Linked DNA regions of Homo sapiens: region 2 is linked to region 1. Evidence: read pairs that join two places in POLR2A ChIA-PET (ENCODE). Cell type or tissue: A673. All regions are shown on one strand. Each heading gives the region's core, and the rest is flanking DNA. Links, peaks and the distances in the headings are about the cores only. Region 1 has its middle 39 kb from the start of ZNF136. Region 2 holds the start of ZNF433 (zinc finger protein 433).

Region 1 (5,375 bases), core at 291-5,290:
CTTTGGGTGGCTCATGAGGCAGGAGGATTGCTTGAGTCCAAGAGTTCAAAATCAGCTTGGGCAACATGGCAAAATCCTGTCTTTACAATAAAATAAAAATACAATATCAGTGGTGGTCCAAAGTAACATCACTGCCCAAGCTAAGGCCACCCTTGAGCCTGCCAAGAGCAGTAATTAAAGGCCCTGTTGGTTCTTCTTGGGGAGCCTCCCTGTTCATACCATTAAGCCCTTTATACCAAGAGAAGCCACAGAGCACTGGAAAGCTGGGGATCCACATGCACATGTTTTGGGTGGAGGGGTTGCTTTCTGAGGTTGTAATTGTGGTTTTCTTGGGCGTGTTTTTTAGACATGAGGTTTGTTTTGCATTCACAATGTTGCCACATTCAGAGTATAATTCTTACATACTGAGAAAGCATGTGAAGTTCAGGAGTGCTGTCTCCAGGACACAGGGTTAATGAATTTCGGAGGTTATTTTTGGGCCAGAACCTTAAAGTAAATCCAGCTGAGAGTTTCTTCTGCCCAAGAATTGAAGCCTGGGAGAGGAAGTATTTTCACACTGCCAGGGGCCAGTTAGGGTGTACGGAGCTCCCAGAGTTCATTCCTGTGGCTACTCAAGTGTCTCTTCCCTTCATCACCAGGGACTATTCCACTCTAGAAGTTACATGTCAGAGGGAGAGCATGGACCTCAAGCATGTTAAGGTGTTTAACCTCTTGAATGTGGGTTTTCCTTGTGAATTGTGGGGAAGCAGCCTGCTTATCTGAGCTAATTAGAATATTTATGTTTCCTTTGGATTATTTTATCTGTTGAGCATTGTGGCCCTTCAACTCTGGTTTCCCTTATTTTATAATTTTATTGCCTGTGTCAGTGTGTAAGATTTTAGTTTCTTTCACTTTGAAAATGAAGGTTGTTAGATATGGTGGGAGTAAGCAAGAAAATTCTGGAACTAAACAAAATGTTTGTTTCTTGAGGCCAGAGAACCTCAAGATACGAGATGAGTATGTTTAAGTTCTCAGGTACTTTTTTCATTTTTAGATCAGTTTTTGTATGTGATTGTCCATAAAGAACTTTGAAATTTAAAAGGGTATACAGTTGCTAAGACAAATGACTTCCTGATTCCGTTGGTAAGAGGAAAACACAGTTGAATTCTTGTTTTAATTGATGTGAGGAAAACTACTAAAGTTTATATAATCTTTGAAACTCCTGCTATATTTAAATTAGGCCCAAATCCATAATGCATTTTATTTTATTTATTTATTTATTGAGACAGAGTCTCACTCTGTCGCCCAGGCTGGAGTGTAGTGGCACAATCTCGGCTCACTGCAACCTCCCAGTTCAAGTGACTCTCCTGCCTCAGCCTCCCCAGTAGCTGGGATTACAGCCGTGTGCCACCACACCCAGCTAATTTTTGTATTTTTAGTAAAGACAGCGTTTCACCATGTTGGCCAGGCTGGTCTCAAACCCCTGACCTCAAATGATCTTCCCACCGTGGCCTCCCAAGTTGCTGGGATTACAAGCGCGAATCACCACACCTGGCCCGGAATCCGTATTTAATGTTTGCTAACAACCTAAGACTCAGCGTTCCCTTTTTCCCTTGTGACCACACCTGGACAAGCTGATGAGTCTAAGGGCTCCCTTCTCTGTCATAGGCAAGAGATTTAAACCATGTAACTACATGCCCATACAGGGGATCTTGTGCCCAACTCTACCCCAACCACAGTAAACAACCAGGCCAGGCTCCTTTCTTTGCTCTCTCAGGCCATTTCAGTTATGCTTGATGGGTCTGTCCTGCTCTTCCCAAGATCTCAACAATGTGAGCAATAAGCCTTTTAATACCCCCTCTGTGAGTGCCAGACCATCATCAGTTTTGTCAGAACTATGTCTCTGAAGGTGACCACAATGATTGGTGCCGTGAGCATGTTGTCCAGACACTGATCACCACTTGTGGGTCCTTCATCTCTTTATTATTATTTTTTGAGATGGAGTCTCGCTCTGTTGCCCAGGCTGGAGTGCAGTGGTACGACCTCCGCTCACTGCAACCTCTGCCTCCCGGGTTCAAGCGATTCTCCTGCCTCAGCTTCCTGAGTAGCTGGGACTACAGGCATGTGCCACCACGTCCAGCTAATTTTTTGTATTTTTAGTAGAGACGAGGTTTCGCTATGTTAGCCAAGATGGTCTCAATTTCCTGACCTCGTGATCTGTCTGCCTTGGCCTCCCAAAGTGCTGGGATTACAGGCATGAGCCACCGCACCTGGCCTTTATTTTTTTAATTATTATTGTTATTATTATTTTTTGAGACAGAGTCTTGCTCTGTCACCCAGGCTGGAGTGCAGTGGTGTGATCTCAGCTCACTGCAACCTCTGCCTCCCAGGTTCAAGCAATTCTCCTGCCTCAGCCTCCTGAGTAGCTGGGATTACAGGTGTGCATCACCACGCCCGAGTTATTTTTGTAGATCTTCTCTTGCTCTGACTTGCTAACCCACTGTCCTGCCTGATGGCCAACATGTCCAGTGAGCTACTGCTGGCTAGAAAGCTGGTGCTTCGAGTGTGCTGCTCTGTGTTGCATGTTGAGCCCTACCAAGTATGGGTTCTATATTCAACTGACTGAGTCTGCCTTTTTAAAAATAATTCTTTGGCATTTAAGAGTAGGACTATGCTATTGGACCCCTCCTTCAATTGATGCTGGATCTATCTGTGTGTTTAGAGTGAAGCTGTGCCTGATGCTGGGTTGGCCCGGTGTGCAGGGTGCCAGGGTGCAGCGGGAGGGTGGACTATATACACCCTGTACAAGAGGTGCTCCTGAAACAGTAGTCATTTAAAGAGGAGAGAGAAAGGGAGGAAAGGCAGCCATCAGGTGGCGCACTGAGTCCACACCCCAAAAGGCAAAGGGCTCACCAGGACCTTAAGGACCTCTGCTGCTGCTGCTGCTGCTTCAGGTACCTTTATCACAACAAATATCCTGACCCTGGGGCATAGACGGGACAATATCCATGATTCCCCAGTGGCATAACAAAGGGGTTAGTTTAAACCTGACATAGGCTAGAGATCCTTAAACCCTATGAAGGAACTATTGCCATGGAGGAGGCCCCTAACTCTGATGACACTGAACTGAGCCTCTCTGGAGGAAAAAAAATTGTAACTGTCCCATTAGAGAAAGTACCCCTTTTCCTTGAAGTATATCCACTGACCAAAAAGAAAGAAAGAAAAATAAAAACATGGAAGGAAGGGAGGGAGGGATCTCTTGACCTCTTAAACTCTTAGCCTGGGGAACCTAGTGTGACCCCATGTCTCTCTTTTTTTTTTTTTTAAACAATGCTAGTAATAAGAGGGTTTAAACCTCTGTGGTTTACTGATTTACTCTATTAAAGTAACTTATCATACATATTTTTTATGTTTGTGGTGGGATGCTAAATATTAGGATGGGCATTGCTTTATTTTTTATTTATTTTTATTTTTTTATTATTTATTTATTTATTTATTTTTTGAGACGGAGTTTCGCTTGTTGCCCAGGCTGGAGTGCAATGGCACCATCTCGGCTCACTGCAACCTCTGCCTCCCGGGTTCAAGCGATTCTCCTGCCTCATCCTCCCAAGTAGCTGAGATTATAGGCGTGTGCCACCACGCCTAGCTAATTTTTTTGTATTATTAGTAGAGACGGGGTTTCACCATGTTGGCCAGGCTAGTCTCGAACTCCTGACCTCAGGTGATTCACCCGTCTCCTCTCAAAGTGCTGGGATTATGGGTGTGAGCCACTGCACCTGGCCGATTTTTTTTTTTTTTTTTTTGAGACAGAGTCTCGCTCTGTCTATCTAGCTGGAGTGCAGTGGCACCATCTTAGCTCACTGCAGCCTCCGCCTCCAGGGTTCAAGCAATTCTTCTGCCTCAGCCTCCCGAGTAGCTGGGATTACAGGCGCAGGCCACCATCCCTGGCTAATTTTTGTATGTTTAGTAGAGATGGGGTTTCACCATGTTGGCCAGGCTGGTCTCGAACTCCTGACCTCAAGTGATATGCCCAGCTTGGCTTCCCAGGGTGCTGAGATTACAGACGTGAGCCACTGCCCAGCCTGGGCATTGAGATAGGTCATATGCATAGGGCTCATATATGAGGTAAACAGTTTTTTCACAGAAGATGCATTAGTTGATCATACCAAAATTGGGAGTATGATACCTGAATTCATAAGAATAAAATTGTTAATAGAAGCATTTTAATAACAAAATTGTGTATATTTCCTTTTGTTGTTGTTTTTTGTTTTTGTTTTGAGATGGAGTCTCGCTCTGTTGCCCAGGCTGGAGTACAGTGGTGCAATCTCAGCTCACTGCAACCTCGGAGCCTCCTGGGTTCAAGCGATTTTCCTGCCTCAGCCTCTCGGATAGCTGGAACTACAAGTGCATGCCACTACGCCTGGCTAATTTTTATATTTTTAGTAGTGATGAGGTTTCTCCATTTTGGCCAGGCTGGTCTTGAACTCCTGGCCTCAAGTGATCTGCCCACCTCGGTCTCCCAAAGTGCTGGGATTACAGGTGAGAGCCACCATGCCTGACCATGTGTATATTTCTAGCGTGAAGATAGGTAATGTTCCTAGGACAATAGTAGCAGTTAGGGCATTTATTATAATAGTGTATTCTGCTATGAAAAATAGGGATAGTAGACATTGAAGGCCAAGACTAGTTCTGATTTGTTTTGTGTTAAGTCAAATGGGGCTCAGTTAGTTTCTGCTAGCATTGAAATGAATCCTACTATGGCCAGGGGTCATGTTGGTAGAATTAATTATCCAAATTCTTGTGTGATGATAAGAGTTGATAAAGTGACCCGCTTATCAAGAAAACTGTTAGGAGAATAATGGCTAAGTCAACTTCTGTGGGATTGTCTGGGCTACCGCTCGGATTGTGCCAATTAGTGCATATTTTGAATTGGATGCTCATCCTGATGATAAAATAGGGTAGATGCGGGAGGCAGAGGTTGCAATGAGCCGAGGTCGTGCCACTGCACGCCAGCGTGGACGACACAGCAAGACTCCGTCTCCAAAAAAAAAAGGGGGGGTGGTAGCTGGCTAAACTTGATGTGGCTAGAATAAATAATACTCCTATATTTATATTCAGAAATGGGGTATTAAGAAGTGGGGTGTAGAGAGAGGGATTCATATGCAAGGGTTAGGACGAGGTAGGTGTGATGGTGTAAAGGAGGATGGATGGCATTAGTGATTGTGGTGGTTCTTTTCTTTGTTTCTTTCTCCTTTTCTTTCTTTTCTCTTCTCTCTCTCTCTTTTCTCTCTTTCATATCTCTTTCATTTTGAGATGGAGTCTTGCTCTGTCTCCCAGGCTGGAGTGCAATGATGCGATCTCGGTTCACTGCAACCTCCGCCTCCCAGGTTAAAGCG
Region 2 (5,375 bases), core at 196-5,195, 170 kb before region 1:
GTCTTGAACTCCTGACCTCAGGTGATCCACCTGCCTTGGCCTCTCAAAGTGCTGGGATTACAGGTGTGAGCCACTGCATCCAGCCATTTTTCTGAAATCTACCTCTTTCTGGCCTGTGTGTAAAATTTTCTTATTTTGCAAGGTCTAGTGAAAAATGCAAATTACAATTAATAAAAAACCTGAAGCTGCAATAAGTGAACAATTATTTACAAAAAGACAAACCCACAGAGGGGCAATGCTGACTAGAAAGAACACAGTGATGTTTGACTCAAGTGTCAGGCCATCCTATCACATGGGACATTTCTCTGTGCCCATCCTGCTCACTGAAGTGCTGAGTGACTATTTTCCAACAACACTGCACTGTGCCCCTGTGTGCCCCAAGTGCATTTCCTTTTTTTTTTTTCCCCTCTCTTGAGACAGAGTCTCACTCACTTGCCCAGGCTGGAGTGCAGTGGTGCGATGTCCGCTCATTGCAGAATCCACCTCCCAGGTCCAAGCAATTCTCAGGCCTCAGCCTCTGGAGTAGCTGGGACTACAGGTGTGTGCCATCACACCTGGCTGATTTCTTTTGTATTTCTAGTAGAGCCAAGGTTTCACCATATTGGCCAGGCTGGTCTCAAACTCCTGGCCTCAAGTGATCTACCCACCTCAACCTCCCAAAGTGTTGGGATTATAGGCATGAGCCACTGCACCTGGCCAGTGCATTTTCATTTACGAGGCTGAGGCAGGAGAATGGCATGAACCCGGGAGGTGGAGCTTGCAGTGAGCAGAGATTGTGCCACTACACTCCAGCCTGGGCGACAGAGCGAGACTCCGTCTCAAAAAAACAAAAACAAAAAACGGGCCAGGCGCAGTGACTCACACCTGTAATCCCAGCACTTTGGGAGGCCAAGGCGGGTGGATCACAAGGTCAGGAGATCAAGACCATCCTGGCTAACACAGTGAAACCCCGTCTCTACTAAAAATACAAAAAATTAGCCAGGCGTGGTGACGGGCTCCTGTAGTCCCAGCTACTTGGGAGGCTGAGTCAGGAGAATGGCGTGAACCCGGGAGGCGGAGCTTGCAGTGAGTAGAGATCGCGCCACTGCACTCCAGCCTGGGTGACAGAACAAGACTCTGTCTCCAAAAAAAAACAAAAACAAAAACAAATAGTTGATACTACAAATTGAAGAAGGAGAGTTGGTGTCTGCAAATTTTAGAAAGGAACTGAAATTTTAGTATTGTACTGCAAGCTCTCCAGAGGTAGGCCAGGGTCACAGGGTGGAGGGTTTGAGATCTCACTTCCCATATATTTGGAAAATGCAGAGAAGTACCAGTTAACTGGGGAGTGTTGAAAATTTTGAATAAGAAGTAATTAAACTTAATGCCTATAGTACTCTAAGATCTTGGCCAAGAACATGGAAATCAAATTCAAATGCTATTCATATAAAGTACTAACTTATGTGACGGTATGTGGCCTGAGAAAACAATAACAAGTTACTAATTTATTGGGAAATGAAATATGGGCTTAACCAGGTACAATTGGTCGAGTAACCTCTGATTATACAACCAAAAATTTTCCACTGTATGGTCTGTGAAAATAAGTAATTCAAAAATTGAAGCTGTTGGAACTCTAAATTATCTTGAAGTTTAAAGTAATGTGACTCTGGAATTGAGTCACCTGACACTGGAAAGAGCCAGCTGGAACCCTCCCACACTTGACTACAGATTAACCATCAGACAGGCTTCACTATACCTGGACAGGCCTCATTATACCCGCTTCCTTTAGGAGTTTCCACATAGCCACTGACCCACCTTCATGTTAAAACAGACATCAGCCAACTGGAAACACAGACTCTCTGTGACAATAAGAAACCAAATTACAAACAAGACCTAAGGCCATGCAAGGCAAGAGGTAAGTCAAATCTTAGAATTCACAAAATCTAAAGAAACAGGTCTTTTGTTTTGGGTGGGATGAAATCATATGACAGATACCAGACCCTCTTCACTTAAGCAATCCTTCCTACCGCCTCGAAGTTTTAGACAAAGCTTCACACTCTCCACCAACGGCCACCTTCAGAATCCCTCAACCACCTGCACCTTCTAACCCCCCTTCCACAGGTCCCGCCCTTTCTGCCAAAGGAACTTACACCTTTCCAGGCATTGATGCATGATTCTCCCTGCAATTCCTGTCTCCCTGAAATGAATAAAAACAGTCTTGAGCCGCCTCGGGACCACTTACTTCAGGCCTCCTGGGGTTGTGTTTTCCTCAGCTGAGGCCTCTCCTATTCGGCTCTGAATAAACTTCTTTAAGTTATTTTACACAGCTTGGCATTTTCCGTTAACAAATTACAAGCCAGGACTGGGTGTTTATCATTCAGGAATCTCAAAGGAACTCTAATTATTAATATATTTTTTAAAACCTATTCTGAGAAGCAAAACTATAATTGTTAACGTGTCTCAGTTTAATTTTTAAGAGGAGAAAGGCGCTACTGGGGACCCCACAGCCCACCCTCCTCCTACACAAACCCCCACACCCGAGGCGGGATCCCCCCATGACCCTCGCGTAGTCCCCGCACAATGTGGGGAGACGCGGGGCAGCGGGCGCGGAGCTGCCCAGAGAGGGCTCTGGGAACTGGGTGACAGTCACCGCGCAGGGACAGGACGAGACGCCCGGGTCCCGGCGGCCGGCCCAGCCCCACTGTGGGGCCAAGGGGACCAAGGGCCGAGCTGTCCCACGGGAAATCGGGTCCCAGACCCCGGAGTCGCCGCGGGGAGGCCCGGGTCCCACCACAGCCGGTTCCGGCCGGTTCCAACCAGCTCCTCCCCCGCCTCGGGACCCCTGGCCCGCACGCTCACCATTTCTTGCCTTTCAGGTGACTCCCACGACCAGTGCGGGTCACAGCACAGGCGACAGAAGCTATGGCAGAGGCACCTGAACCCTCTCGGAGGGGAAAGCCAGGCTCCCAACCTCAGCTCGCCGCCTGGAGCCGGGAACCGAGGAGAGCAGGGCCTTCGCCCTCCCCGATGGACACTCGGCAGGCCCCGCCCAGCGCCCCTGATTGGACGAAGCGCCGGGCCCCGCCCCCTCAGCCGTGAGTGACAATAGAAGCCCTTGGTAACGGGGCTCTGAAAACGGGTTTGACCGGATCCAGCGATAGATTCTTTAAGCCAGAGGTCTGTAACCTTTTTAGCACCAGAACCGGTTTCGTGGAAGACAGTTCTCCTACGGGGGCAGATAGTTTCGGAATGAAACTTCCACCTCAGATCAGGCATTTTATCCTCATAAGGCGAACCCAACCTAGATCCCTCGCATGTGCAGCTCACAATAGGGTTCGGGCTCCTATGACAGACTAATGCCTCTGCTGATCTGACAGGAAGCATATCTCTGGCGATAATGCCCGCTGGCTCGCCCGCCAGCCGCTCACCTCCTGCTGTGCGGACTGGTTCCTTACAGGCCATGGACCGGGGGTTGGGGACCCCTGCCATAGAGTACTGTTGAATAGAAACTTTAGCTCGTCCGGCGGTGGGCTGGGGGGGTGGGGGTAGCTCATGCCTGTAACCCCACCACTTTGGGAAGCCAAGGCAGGCAGATTGCTTGAGCCTAGGAACTTAAGCCCAGCCTGGGTAACATAGCAAAACCCCGCCTCTACAAAAAATACAAAAATTAGTCGGGCGTGGTGGTACATGTTTGCAGTCCCAGCTACTCGGAAGGCTGAAATGAGAGGATCGCCTGAGCCCAGAGAGGTCGAGGCCACAGTGAGCTGTGATTTTACCAGCCTGGATGTCAGAGTGAGACCCTGTCTCCGAAAAAAAAAAAAAAAAAAAAGACAGGGAATTGCAGTGGAGTTTAATATACATAGAGCCGGCTAAATGAAAGAGAAGAGTTTTATTTTTATTCAATTCTGTCTCCCTAAAAAATGGGAGGCTAGGTTTTGTTTTTTTGGTTTTTTTTTGAGACGGAATCTCTCTGTCGCCCATGCTGGAGTGCAGTGGCGCAATCTCGGCTCAGTGCAACCTCCGCCTCCCGGGTTCAAGCGATTCTCCTGCCTCAACCTCCTGAGTAGCTGGGATTACAGGCATGCGCCACCATGCCCGGCTAATTTTTGTATTTTTAGTAGAGACGGGGTTTACCATGTTGGTCAGGCTGGTCTCAAACTCCTGACCTCATGATCCACCCGCCTCGGCCTCCCAAAGTGCTGGGATTACAGGCCTGAGCCCCCGCACCCGGCCGAGGCTAGGGTTTTAAAGATAATTTGGTGAGCAGAAGGCTGGAAAATGGGGAATGCTGATTGGTCGCGAAAAGGATATCACAGGAAGTCTCAGCTGTCTTCTTGCACTGAGTCAGTTCTTGGCTAGGGGCCACTGGAGCAGGTGAGCCAGTTTATTGGTCTGTGTGATGCCAGCAAATTTATCAGAATGAAGGGTCTCAAAAATACCTCAAACACCAATCTTAGGTCTTACAACAATAATATTATCCACAGGAGCAAGTGAGAAGGTTGGGAATCTTGTGTACTCTGGCCGCATATTTCCTGAACCATAATTTCTAATCTTGTGGCTAATTTCTTAGTTTTACAAAGGCAATCTGGTTCCCAAGCAAGGAGACAATTTCTTTACGGAAGCGGCAGTTATGACTTTTGCTTTAAAGCTAAACTAAACTCCTTCCAATATTAGTAAGACCTATACCCGGGAATGAACAAGGGTAGCTTGGAGGCTAAAGAAAAGATGGAGTTCGCTTAGATCTGATCTCTTTCACTGTCATAATTTTCTCACTGTTATAATTCTTGCAAAAGGGTTTTCAGATGTAGAGTCATACTTTTAGCTCCTGGCAACATTTATGTTGGAACTCTTATACAGCAACTAAATCACTGGAACAGGATAATTGGTTGAGGATTTACTAACTGCTCCATCAGGTGGAAGTGGCACTCCTTACTAATTTACCTGAAAGCACTATTTCCTGAGCCATGGAGACTGAGTATAGCAATGATATGTGATCTAAAGAAGTTCCCACTCTGCTTCTTCTCTGCAGTGAAGTCCTGCCAGGCACGTTACTACTTCCACTGCCACTTTTTCCTCCTCCAAATGTGGCTAAGCAATTACTTCCCTTATGGAAGACTGTACAAAGATGAAAACATGGCTAGGTTGATGGGGTCACTCTGAGACAAGGTAGACTTATGTTATACTTTTTGCAAAGGTGACTTCAGATATGGAATCATAATTTTAGCTGCTGGCAGCAATGATGTTGGAATTCATATACAGACACTAAATGACTGGAAAAGGACAATTGGTTGAAGGTTTACTAATTGTTCCCTCAAGAGGAAGTGCCATTCCCTATTGATTTAATTGACAGCACTATTTCCTCAGCCATGGAAACTGAGTACAGCAATAATATGTGA

The links. Peaks named below come from ENCODE experiments on the same cell type or tissue, not always from the same donor. Only the 100,000 strongest peaks of a DNase experiment are listed, where the experiment ranks them.
Region 2: POLR2A ChIA-PET joins it to region 1 with 11 read pairs; 3 of 35 experiments call an interaction of 5 or more read pairs at or near these places.

Annotation. Positions count from the first base shown.
Region 1 is chr19:12,199,619-12,204,993 of GRCh38, forward strand. It overlaps the pseudogene LOC100289333. Among named protein-coding and RNA genes, the nearest start is that of ZNF136, 39 kb to the left of the region's middle. RefSeq lists a silencer at 4,883-5,051. In A673, for the core only: a CTCF peak has its summit at 2,871 (motif pointing right); no DNase peak of the experiment used is centred there.
Region 2 is chr19:12,032,699-12,038,073 of GRCh38, forward strand. It overlaps ZNF433 (zinc finger protein 433), which reads right to left and starts at 2,981. Exons shown (of 4, transcript NM_001308348.2): 1 at 2,839-2,981. The coding sequence starts at 2,841. It overlaps ZNF433-AS1 (ZNF433 and ZNF878 antisense RNA 1), which reads left to right. Exons shown (of 3, transcript NR_134929.1): 2 at 2,856-3,074. RefSeq lists silencers at 2,516-2,635, 2,646-2,695, 2,936-3,095. In A673, for the core only: no CTCF peak of the experiment used is centred there; a DNase peak (open chromatin) is centred at 3,043; H3K4me3 peaks cover 1,110 bases; H3K27ac peaks cover 1,033 bases.